Regions from separate parts of the Homo sapiens genome. Here region 1 is linked to region 2. Evidence: chromatin contacts called from ENCODE Hi-C or POLR2A ChIA-PET data. All regions are on one chromosome and are shown on one strand. Each heading gives the region's core, a stretch centred on a gene start or an enhancer-like site at or near the end of the contact. The rest is flanking DNA. Distances are from core to core; before and after follow the strand shown. Region 1 has its middle 23 kb from the start of FAAH. Region 2 holds the start of POMGNT1 (protein O-linked mannose N-acetylglucosaminyltransferase 1 (beta 1,2-)).

Region 1 (5,234 bases), core at 2,611-5,110, 170 kb before region 2:
TGTCACCACGCCCAGCTATTTTTGTATTTTTAGTAGAGATGGGGTTTCACCGTGTTGCGCAAGCTGATCTCAAACTCCTGACCTCAGGTAATCCACCCGCCTCGGCCTTCCAAAGTGCTGGGATTACAGGTGTGAGCCACTGCGCCCGGCTAGATCTCTTAAAATTATTTCTAACGGTAATTTTGTATCCTTTGACCAACATCTCCCCACCCCCATCCATCCCCATCCCCCAACGCCTTACCCCACACCTCTGGTAACCACCATTCTATTCTCTACTTCCACTTCCACTTTTTCAGATTCCTCTTTGCTGTGTCCTGTGTGTTTGTTCCCTCTGAAACTCATGTTGAAACTTTATCCCCAATGTAACAGTATTAAGGGGTGGGGCCTTGAAGAGGAGATTAGGTCATAAGGAGTCTGCCTTCGTGAGTGGATTAATTCATTCATGGATTAATTGGTTAATGGATTCATGGGTTATCATGGTAATGGATTATTGGTGATGGCCTCCTGGGCCTGATCTGAGGGCAGCCTCCAGCTTTTATCAAGTTATCACAAGAGTGGGTGTTATAAAAGCCAGATTGGCTCATGCTCTAGCCCCCTTGCCATTTGATGTCCTGTACCACCTTGGGACTCTGCAGACAATCCCCACCAGCAAGAAGGCCCTCACTAGGTGGGACCCCTTAACCTTGGACTTCCCAGCCACCAGAACTGAAAGAAATAAATTTCTTTTCCTTATAAATTAACCAGCTTCAGGTAGTCACTCATAGCAACAGAAAACAGACTAAGACACAAGATTGGTGTTGAGGAGTGGGGTTGTTGCTAAAAATGAACACCTGAAAATGCGGAAGCAGCTTTGAAACTGGATAATGGGCAGAGGCTGGAAGAATTTGGAGGAGCAGGTTGGCTAGGAGCATGGTCTGTATTGACATGACTGGAGCATTAAGGGCAGTGCTGGTGAAGGATCAGAAGACAAAAAGATTAGGGAAAGTCTGGAATTTCTCAGAGATTATTTAAGTGGTTGTGACCAGAATGCTGATAGAAATATGGACAGTAAAGGCCATTCTAATGAGGTCTCAGATGGACCTGAAGAACAAGGTAATGGAAGCTAAAGGCCATCCTTGTTAGAAATGGGCAAAGAGGCTGAATGCAGTGGCTCACACCTGTAATCCCAGCACTTTGGGAGGCCGAGGCAGGCGGATCACTTGAGGTCAGGAGTTCGAGACCAACCTGGCCAACATGGCGAAACCGTCTCTACTAAAAATACAAAAATTAACTGGGCGTGGTGGCACGTGCCTGAAGTCCCAGCTACTTCGGAGGCTGAGGTGGGAGAATTGCTTGAACCTGGGAGGCAGAGGTTGCATTGAACTGAGATCATGTCATTGCACTCCAGCCTGGCAACAGATTGAGATTCTGTCTCAAAACAACAACAACAAAACAAAACAAAACAAAAAACTGTCAAAGAACTTGATAGATTGTGTCCATGCCTCAGGGCTCTATGGAATGCAGAATTGAAGAGCAGTGAGTTAGGCCATCTGGTGGGAGAAATTAGGAATATCTAAGCAGCAAAGCATTCAGGTTGCTGCATGACTACTTTTAACTACCTATATTAAGTTGTGAGAAGGGGAAAATGACTTAAAGATGGAATTTATAATCAAAAGGGAAGTAAAGTGGAAAGATTTGGAAGACTCAGCCTGGCCATGTAAATAGTAAAAAGGCGGCCAGGTGCAGTGGCTCACGCCTGTAACCCCAGCATTTTGGGAGGCCAAGACGTGTGGATCACGAGGTCAGGAGAGCGAGACCATCCTGGCTAACACAATGAAACCCCATCTCTACTAAAAATACAAAAAAAAACCAGCCGGGCGTGGTGGTGGGCACCTGTAGTCCCAGCAACTTGGGAGGCTGAGGCAGGAGAATGGCATGAACCTGGGAGGCGGAACTTACAGTGAGCCGAGATCGCGCCACTGCACTCCAGCCTGGGTGACAGAGCGAGACTCCATCTCAAAAAAAAAAAAAAACAGTAAAAAGGCATGTTTGGGAGAGGAAACCAAGGGTATGGCCCAGCAACCAGTTTGCTAAAGAGACTAGTACAGAGAGAAGGGATTATCAAGACAAGGAAAGAAGGACTCTGATAGAGTTTGGATATTTGTCCCCACCCAAATCTCATGTTGAGATGTAAACCCCGCTACTGGAGGTGGGACCTGGTGGGAGGTGTTTGAATCATAGGGGCGGATCCCTCATGAATGGTTTGGGCCATCTCCTCAATGATAAGCATACCCTTGCTCTCTGAGTTCACATGAGATCTGGTCATTTCAAAGTGTGTGGCACCCCCCGCCCACCTCCACCCCCACTTGCTTGCTCCTGCTTTTGCCATGTGACAAGCCTGTTCCCCCTTCACCTTCATCATGATTGAAAGCTCCCTGGTCAGGCGCGGTGGCTCACACCTGTAATCCCAGATTGTTGGGAGGCCGAGGCGGGGGGATCACGAAGTCAGGAGTTTGAGACAAGCCTGACCAACATGGTGAAACCCCGTCTCTACTAAAAATACAAAAATTAGGCTGAGCACGGTGGCTCACGCCCATAATCACAGAACTTTGGGAGGCCGAGGTGGGCGGATCACGAGGTCAGGAGATCAAGACCATCCTGGCTAACATGGTAAAACCCCGTCTCTACTAAAAATACAAAAAAATTAGCCAGGCGTGGAGGCAGGCACCTGTAGTCCCAGCTACTCGGGAGGCTGAGGCAGGAGAATGGCGTGAACCCAGGAGGTGGAGCTTGCAGTGAGCTAAGATCGCACCACTGCACTCCAGCTTGGGCGACAGAGCAAGACTCCATCTCAAAAAAAAAAAAAAAGTAAAAAAGAAAAATTAGCCAGGCGTGGTGACAGGCACCTGTAATCCCAGCTACTCGAAAGGCTGAGGCAGGATAATTGCTTGAACCTGGGAGTCAGTGAGCCACGATCAGACCACTGCACTCCAGCCTGGGCAACAAAGCAAGACTCTGTCTCAAAAAAAAAAAAAAAAAAATCAAGGTGGCAATGTTATGCTGGTGGTTAAGGACAGAGCCTCTCCTACCACAGTGCCACTGACTTGCTATGTGACCCTGGGCAAGTCACTTAACTCTAATATGCCTCAGTTTTCTTCTGTTAAAATGGGGATAATAATACTGAGCTACCTCAAAGGGCAGTTTTGAGGCATGACTAATGCTTTTTATAAAGCATTTTGGGATCCTTCAGCAAAGGAATTCTCAAGACCTGAGTATTTTTTATAATAACAATGTCCACCATGAACTTGATCTGTCTGTGTGTCCCGGAAGCTATCATTAGTCTATATGGTTCTCTAAGAGACTGAATGAATCCATTGGAGAAGTGGTGGATAACTAGCCGGAGAAAATTTGAGAATGCTTAAACTCATTCCCATGGAAACATACACAGGACACCTTTTCTTTGATGAGGTGGGATTTTTCCCTTTTTATGTGGCATACTAGTAATTTGTGACCTAAGAATAATTTTGGAATAATTTCTATTAATATCAACTCTGAAGTTAGTTATACTGATCTGAGATTGTGTTTGTTCATAACAAAAGTGAAATGAATCTGGAAAAAAAAAAAAAAAAAAAGACAGCACCTCTGTGCACATTTCATTGGCTAAAGCAAGTCACGTGGCTATGCCTACCTGCAGAGGGAGTGGGGAAGGCAAGCCTACTACATGTCCAAGAGAAGGAGTAACTAAGTACTCCTTTGTGAGAAGTCCTAAGGCTTATCATACCCACAAATTGACTTCATGACCACTAATGATTCATGGTTGTGAGCGATAATTCAGAAAACACTCATTGAAAGGTTTCGTATGCTAACCTACAGTCTGGCTCACTACAACTTCCTTCTACTGGTCCCAGCTCTGCCCCTGGGGATACTCAAAACACATCTGCTTCCCCTGCCTCAGAACAGTCCTAGTTGGAGACAACATCTCTCTTCCCTAAGTCTGTCTTTCTCCTGGCGAAATACTCCCAATTCCCCCAGTTCTCCCCAGAATGAGACTTTCAGTTTCCTCTCCATCCCAGTCACCCTCTTCAGCCAGTACACCTCCTAAAGTGTCACCTCAAAATATGGTCTGAACAGCTTGGAGCTCAAAAGTTCCCATTTACTCAGAGAGATAAGGCTGAGTAAACTTAAGGACAGGACTGACTTTCAGAAGCAATTTCTGTAGAGCCAGTTATTTAACTTCCTCATTCAGTAAATTCTGATAATCATATTCCCACTGGGGGGCCCATGAAATCTGATCAGATCATTTTCCACCTTAAAACTCCGACAATGGCTTCCAGTTACTCAGGATGGAATACCTATTCCTTCAAGTGGCCCAGAAAGCCCTGTTGTAGGTTGGCTTCTGCCTGCTTCTCCAGCCTTGTGTTTCACAACCATTCCTTTCTCCTTACACTGCAGGATACTGGACCTCTTTCAGAATCTAGAATGTCCTCTTTCCTGACTTCACATTCACACGAACTGTTCCCTCTGCTAGGGCACTCCCAACATCCTCCTCTGCCTCACTAATTTAACTCCTCTTTATCTTCAGCTCTGTTTAAACATCTCTTCCTCCAGGCGAGGTTAGGTCCCTCAGGTATATGCACTTTACATTTCTCTCAGTACTTGGCTCACTCATAATTTACTTATAACTAATTGTAATTGCTTGTAATTTACTTGTAATTACTTGTCTATCTTGCCCACTAGATTGTACATCCCATGAGAACAAGGACTTTTTTCTGCTCTGTTCACCACTCTAGCGTCTACAGTTAAGCCTAGCACATAGGAGGTACTCAAATATATACTAACTACCAAATAGGTACTAAGCATGTTGGTACTTGGGGGTTAGGGATGCAAAAATAAATACCAGCTTACTGTCCCTAACAATTCCTAGTTTGGAGATGGGTAAAGAAGAAAAAGTGGCCATGGAAAGTGCTATATTCATTGTATTATAGAGAAGGTTGGGGAGCACAGAAGAGGATCAACCCAGCTTTAGAAGGATTAGAGAAAGCTTCCAGAGGGGTGGACATTTGAGCTAGCAAGAAAGCACAAGGGAAAAGGCATTTAGACAGAGGAGACAATTTGTCCTGACCCAGAAGCATTGGGGTATGCTATGCATGGATAGACAAAGAATTTGTGCAAAAGGGGAGCAGCAAGGCATGACAGACACAGATAAAACAGCATCAACAACCAGGGATCAGGGCAAAAGTCTGGACTTGATCCTG
Region 2 (5,035 bases), core at 2,505-5,004:
ATAGTTACCCCTACCCTACCCTTTCACACCTCTAGGCCCACTCCCAATTGGCAAAAAATAACTTTTAGTTTTTTTTTTTCTTTTGGTGTTCATACCCATAACGTTATTGTTTAGAGTTAACTAAAAGTGGTTGCCAATTGGGAGTGGGCCTAGAGGTGTGAAAGGGTAGGGTAGGAGTAACTATCCTCTTATTGTAAATCCTACCACTATTTTTTCTTTTTTAGAGACAGGGTCTTCCTACATTGCCCAGGCTGGACTCAAACTCCTGGGCTCAAGCAATCCTCCTGCCTCCCAAGCAGCTGTGACTACAGGAGTATGCCACCATGCCCAGCCACACTACTTCTCAATTTTAAACATTCATCTGCTGTTTATTGTCCTATTCAGATAAATATGGATATATGGGTTTAACTCACACTCTGTAGTTCCTTTCCCCCATTGGCAATATATATTTCTTTTCTTTTCTTTCTTTTTTCTTTTTTTTTTTTTTTTTGAGATGGAGTCTCACTCTGTCGCCCAGGCTGGAGTGCAGTGGCACGATCTTGACTCACTGCAACCTGCCCTCCTGGGTTCAAGCGATTCTCCTGCCTCAGCCTCCTGAGTAGCTGGGATTACAGGCACGTGCCACCATGCCCGACTAATTTTTGTATTTTTAGTAGAGACGGGGGTTTCACCATGTTGGTCAGGCTGGTCTCGAACTCTTGACCTCGTGATCTGCCTGCCTCAGCCTCCCAAAGTGCTGGGATTACAGGTGTGAGCCACTGCGCCCGGCCTGGCACTACATATTTCTATCACTCTTTTTAGTTCATCTAAGGTTACCTTTGTAATTAACTTTTTTTAAAATTTAGATAGAGTCTCGCTATGTTGCCCAGGCTGGTCTCGAACTCCTGGCCTCAAGCAATCCTCCCACCTTAGCCTCCCAAAGTGCTGGGATTACAGGCATGAGCCACCATGCCTGGCCTACCTTTATAATTTTAAGTAACATCATTTTCCTTGGTACTTTTTGATCCATGGAAGGGTTTTAAGTTAGAGATAGACAAAACATTTGTCTTTTTTTTTTGAGACAGAGTCCGGCTCTGTTGCCCAGGCTGGAGTGCAGTGGCACCATCTTGGCTCATTGCAACTTCTGCCTCCCAGGTTCAAGCCATTCTCCTGCCTCAGCCTCCTGAGTAACTGGAATTACAGGCACCTGCCACAACACCCAGCTAATTCTTGTATTTTTAGTAGAGACGGGGTTTCACCATGTTGGCCAGGCGGATCCATCCGCCTCAGGTGATCCACCCGCCTTGGCCTCCCAAAGTGCCGGGATTACAGGCATGAGCCACCGAACCCGGCAACATTTGCCTTAAAGAAAATCACTCTGGATTTTGCAAGGAGAAAAGGATAGGAGGAGTAAAAATCTAGAGTCAAGGAGACTGGCTGGAAAGCAAGAAACTGAAATGGCCTGCACTGGGGCTGATTGTGAGGTCAAAGAAGAATTAGACTAGAATGGAAGGCTCTTTAGGAGGTAAGACTGACAGGACTAGGTGACTGGTTACATTCATTTATAGTGGCATTCAATAAAAATTTGTTAAAAAATACAAATGAATGATTTCAACAAATGTTACGGAGAGCTTACTATGTGCCAGCCTTTGTGTGTGGTGTAGAGAATACAATGGTGAGCAAGACATACCTGGACTGGTCACTGGAGACAGACAAGGAGTCAAGGGTGACTCCCAGCTGTTTGGCCTGGTGCAGTTCACTGAGGAGGGGAACCCACAGGAAATCTAGGAGTGAAAGGAAATGATTCCAGAAGTTGTGCTGTTGCGTTAGAGGGGCCTGTGAAGATGTCCTGCTGGACATCAGGCAGCCTGGAGCTCAGGAAAGAGGTTAGAACTGCCAATGTCAGTTTGGGCATCTAGATTGGTAACAGAGGTCATGAGAGAATGAGATCATCCATGAAGAGTCAGTTTGAGGAGAAAAGAGGGTCAGGAAGGAACCCTGAGGGACATCTTTTAATTATTTATTTTTATTTTTTTATTTTTTGAGACGGAGTCTTGCTCTGTCACTCAGGCTGGAGTGCAGTGGTGCAATCTCAACTGCAACTTCTGTCTCCCAGGTTCAAGCGATTCTCCTGCTTCAGCCTCCTGAGTAGCTACGATTATAGGCGCCTGTCACCACGCCCAGCTAACTTTTGTATTTTTAGTAGAGACGGGGTTTCACCGCGTTGGGCAGGCTGGTCTCAAACTCCTGACCTCAACTGACCACCCCACCTCGGCCTCCCAACCTGCTGGGATTACGTGAGTCATGGTGCCCAGCCGGGACATCTTTTCAAATGTAATAAAATGTGTTGGGTTTTCTTCCATTCTTATACATACTTACTAGGAAAAATCATGTATTTCTTTAACTCCTAAGACAAGTACTGTTAACATTTCATTTTGGGGGATATTACCCCACCATTCAGGAAGCAGATGGAATACAGAAAGCTCAAAAAAATCTAACTGGTCTTCTGGCTTCCTCTGTCTGCTTCCAACCCATTCTCCACAAAAAAAGTAAAGGTTCTCTTAAAACAGAAATTGGATTATATTGCTCCCCTGCCTAAAACTGTTCTATGGCTATCCACTTCAAACAAGCATCAACATCACCTAGAAACTTCTCAGGAATGCAAAATCCCACCCTGCCCCAGACCACTGAATCTAAAACTCTAGGGATGGGGCCCAGCACCTCTGTTTTAAGAAGTCATCCAGGTGATTCTGACGCAAGCTAAAGTTTGAGAACCATTGTGTTAAGCTAACTGCTTTCTATGTATGATGTTATTTAAACCTGGCAATTCTTATGTATTGTTGCCAGCAGAGTGCAGTGGTTAAGAGCAGAATCTGGAGCTAGGCTGAGTTTCAATTCCACCTCTCCTAGCTTTGTGATATTAGGTCTTATTTCTTTATCTGCGACAGGGATAGTAATAGCGCCTATAGCCAGCACGGTGGCTCACTGCCCATAATCCCAGCACTTTGGGAGGCCAAGGCGGGCGGATCACTTGAGGTCAGAAGTTCAAGACCAGCCTGGCCAACATGGTGAAACCCCGTCTCTACTAAAAATATAAAAATTAGCTGGGTGTGGTGGCGCACGACCGTAGTCCCAGCTACTCAGGAGGCTGAGGCAGGAGAATCGCTTGAACCCAGAAGGCGGAGGTTGCAGCGAGCCGAGATGGTGCCACTGCACTCCAGCCTGGGCGACAGAGCGAGACTCCGTCTCAATTAAAAAAAAAACAATAATAATGATAATAGCGCCTACCTCATGGGGTTGTTGTGGAATTAAACATCATCAGTAAGGTGCTTAGAACAGTGACAGAACCTGGATTTTAATCTCCCTTGGCCTCCAATAGCTGTGCATGCCCCAGGACTAGGTAACGGCCTTGCCCAGGACGGGTATGGGGCGGGTGGTGTGTGCCCTGTGTCCAAGGGTTGCAGCCCCTCTGACCCTGGCGTGCCCTGTGATCTGGTCCAAGGTGCTAGGCCTCTGACTGGAGTCGGGCTTGCCATCGGCGGTGCTGGGGAGCGGGCTGCTCTCGTGCAGGCAGCCCCACCAGCCAGCCGGGCTGCGAAGCTGCCTAGCACGGTCTGAGCATTCGCCTTACTCGCTGGCTGCTTACACCCCGACGCCGCTGCCGCCACCGCCGCCGCCGCCGCCGCCGCCCTAAGCACCGCCCGTCGCCCTCTCACCCCGCGGCAGCGGCGGCGGCGGCGGCGGCGGAAGCGGGGGGGCGGGCCAGGCCGGGGCGGGGCCGCAAGCGGCATGGAGGAGGCGGAGGCCGCGGCGAGCCGGGCCGAGCAGTGAGGGCCCTAGCGGGGCCCGAGCGGGGCCCGGGGCCCCTAAGCCGTGAGTGCCTCCGCGTGGGTGTCCGGAACGGGTAGCGCTGCCGGTGCAGGTCTCCTGAGCCCTCGGGCGGCTCCGGGCCCTGGGAGGAGGAGAGAAGCTGGGGCAGATAGGATGGGACGAGGGTTGAAGACTGGGGCAGGAGAGGTCGCTCTTTGCTCACCACAGGCTTGGGAAGGCCTGGAACTTGGTCCTTGTAGGGGCTAACGAACTTTGAGCCGATTATTTGGCCTCCACCCTTGGACAGCCTTGATTCAGAGAGTTACTCCAGTCTCAGGGAATTTCCAGGTGATCCAACCCCACTGAAGGGTTTCCTGCCAGCCCAGAGAAGTTGAGCCACTTTCCCCATGTCACACAGTATGGGTGCTTGCAGGGAAGAGTTGCTGGGAGGTCCTCCCTCATCTCCCCAGAAGGCATCAGACTTTGGGAGGAGCATCTTACCCCATGTGGCCCTCTGGTCCCTTCAGATTCCTGAAGTCATGGGCTGGCCAGGACATTGGTGACCCGCCAATCCGGTATGGACGACTGGAAGCCCAGCCCCCTCATCAAGCCCTTTGGGGCTCGGAAGAAGCGGAGCTGGTACCTTACCTGGAAGTATAAACTGACAAACCAGCGGGCCCTGCGGAGATTCTGTCAGGTATAGAGATGTCCCAAACCCTCCCCACCGAGCGCTCCCTCCCAGCTTCCTCCCCACCTAAATCAGGCACTGGGACCCCTGTTGGCCAGCCCCAGTGGGAAAGGGGCAGCAGGTTCCTAGAGGGGAGACCTCTATGTGTCATGTCCCTATAGGTAATGATTTGAACCCAAAGTTCTGGAATCGGAACCCAAGTACAACTTCTAAGCTTCTGACGGAAGCCTGAAGTCTGATCAGGCTGGCTTTGCAGAGAGGCACACCCCTGTGAGGCAGTTAGGGCCAGGACCCAGGTCTGATCCCCCGCTTGGGTCCCTGGGCCTGGCTCCATCTCTAGAAACCAACAATGGAGGGGACCAAGGAAATCAAGGTCTCAAATAGAAGAATACAGGAGCACTGGGTAGGGAGGGCCCTAATGGAGGGGGAAGTGTCAGGGGAGGTTCCCTGGGGAAAGTGGCTGTGAAACTAGGCCCTGGTCAGGGGAGTAGAGCTAGGCAGACAGAGGAAGGGACAGGACCCAGTTTCTCTGGATGTCTTCACTGCAGCCAGGGCCCT

What was found. Hi-C counts contacts between places; a loop is a spot of excess contacts on that map. ChIA-PET counts read pairs that join two places held with the same protein, here RNA polymerase II (POLR2A). Pooled maps may share reads with other maps.
Region 1: a pooled map shows a loop between it and region 2 (2.4-fold over the local background). The contact joins the enhancer-like site here to the promoter of POMGNT1 in region 2. A Hi-C loop is called at or near these places in 1 of 50 pooled maps. POLR2A ChIA-PET finds 5 or more read pairs at or near these places in 3 of 52 experiments (Panc1, activated CD4-positive, alpha-beta T cell and activated naive CD8-positive, alpha-beta T cell).

The regions. Positions count from the first base shown.
Region 1 is chr1:46,368,922-46,374,155 of GRCh38, reverse strand. It overlaps a transcript of NSUN4 not described here. Among named protein-coding and RNA genes, the nearest start is that of FAAH, 23 kb to the left of the region's middle. RefSeq lists a silencer at 1,929-2,093. Within about 2 kb of position 3,860, at least 4 of the 41 ENCODE cell types and tissues checked have a DNase peak (open chromatin) inside an H3K27ac peak, as active enhancers do.
Region 2 is chr1:46,197,153-46,202,187 of GRCh38, reverse strand. It overlaps POMGNT1 (protein O-linked mannose N-acetylglucosaminyltransferase 1 (beta 1,2-)), which reads left to right and starts at 3,754. Exons shown (of 22, transcript NM_017739.4): 1 at 3,754-3,852; 2 at 4,317-4,486. The coding sequence starts at 4,367. RefSeq lists a silencer at 3,626-3,825.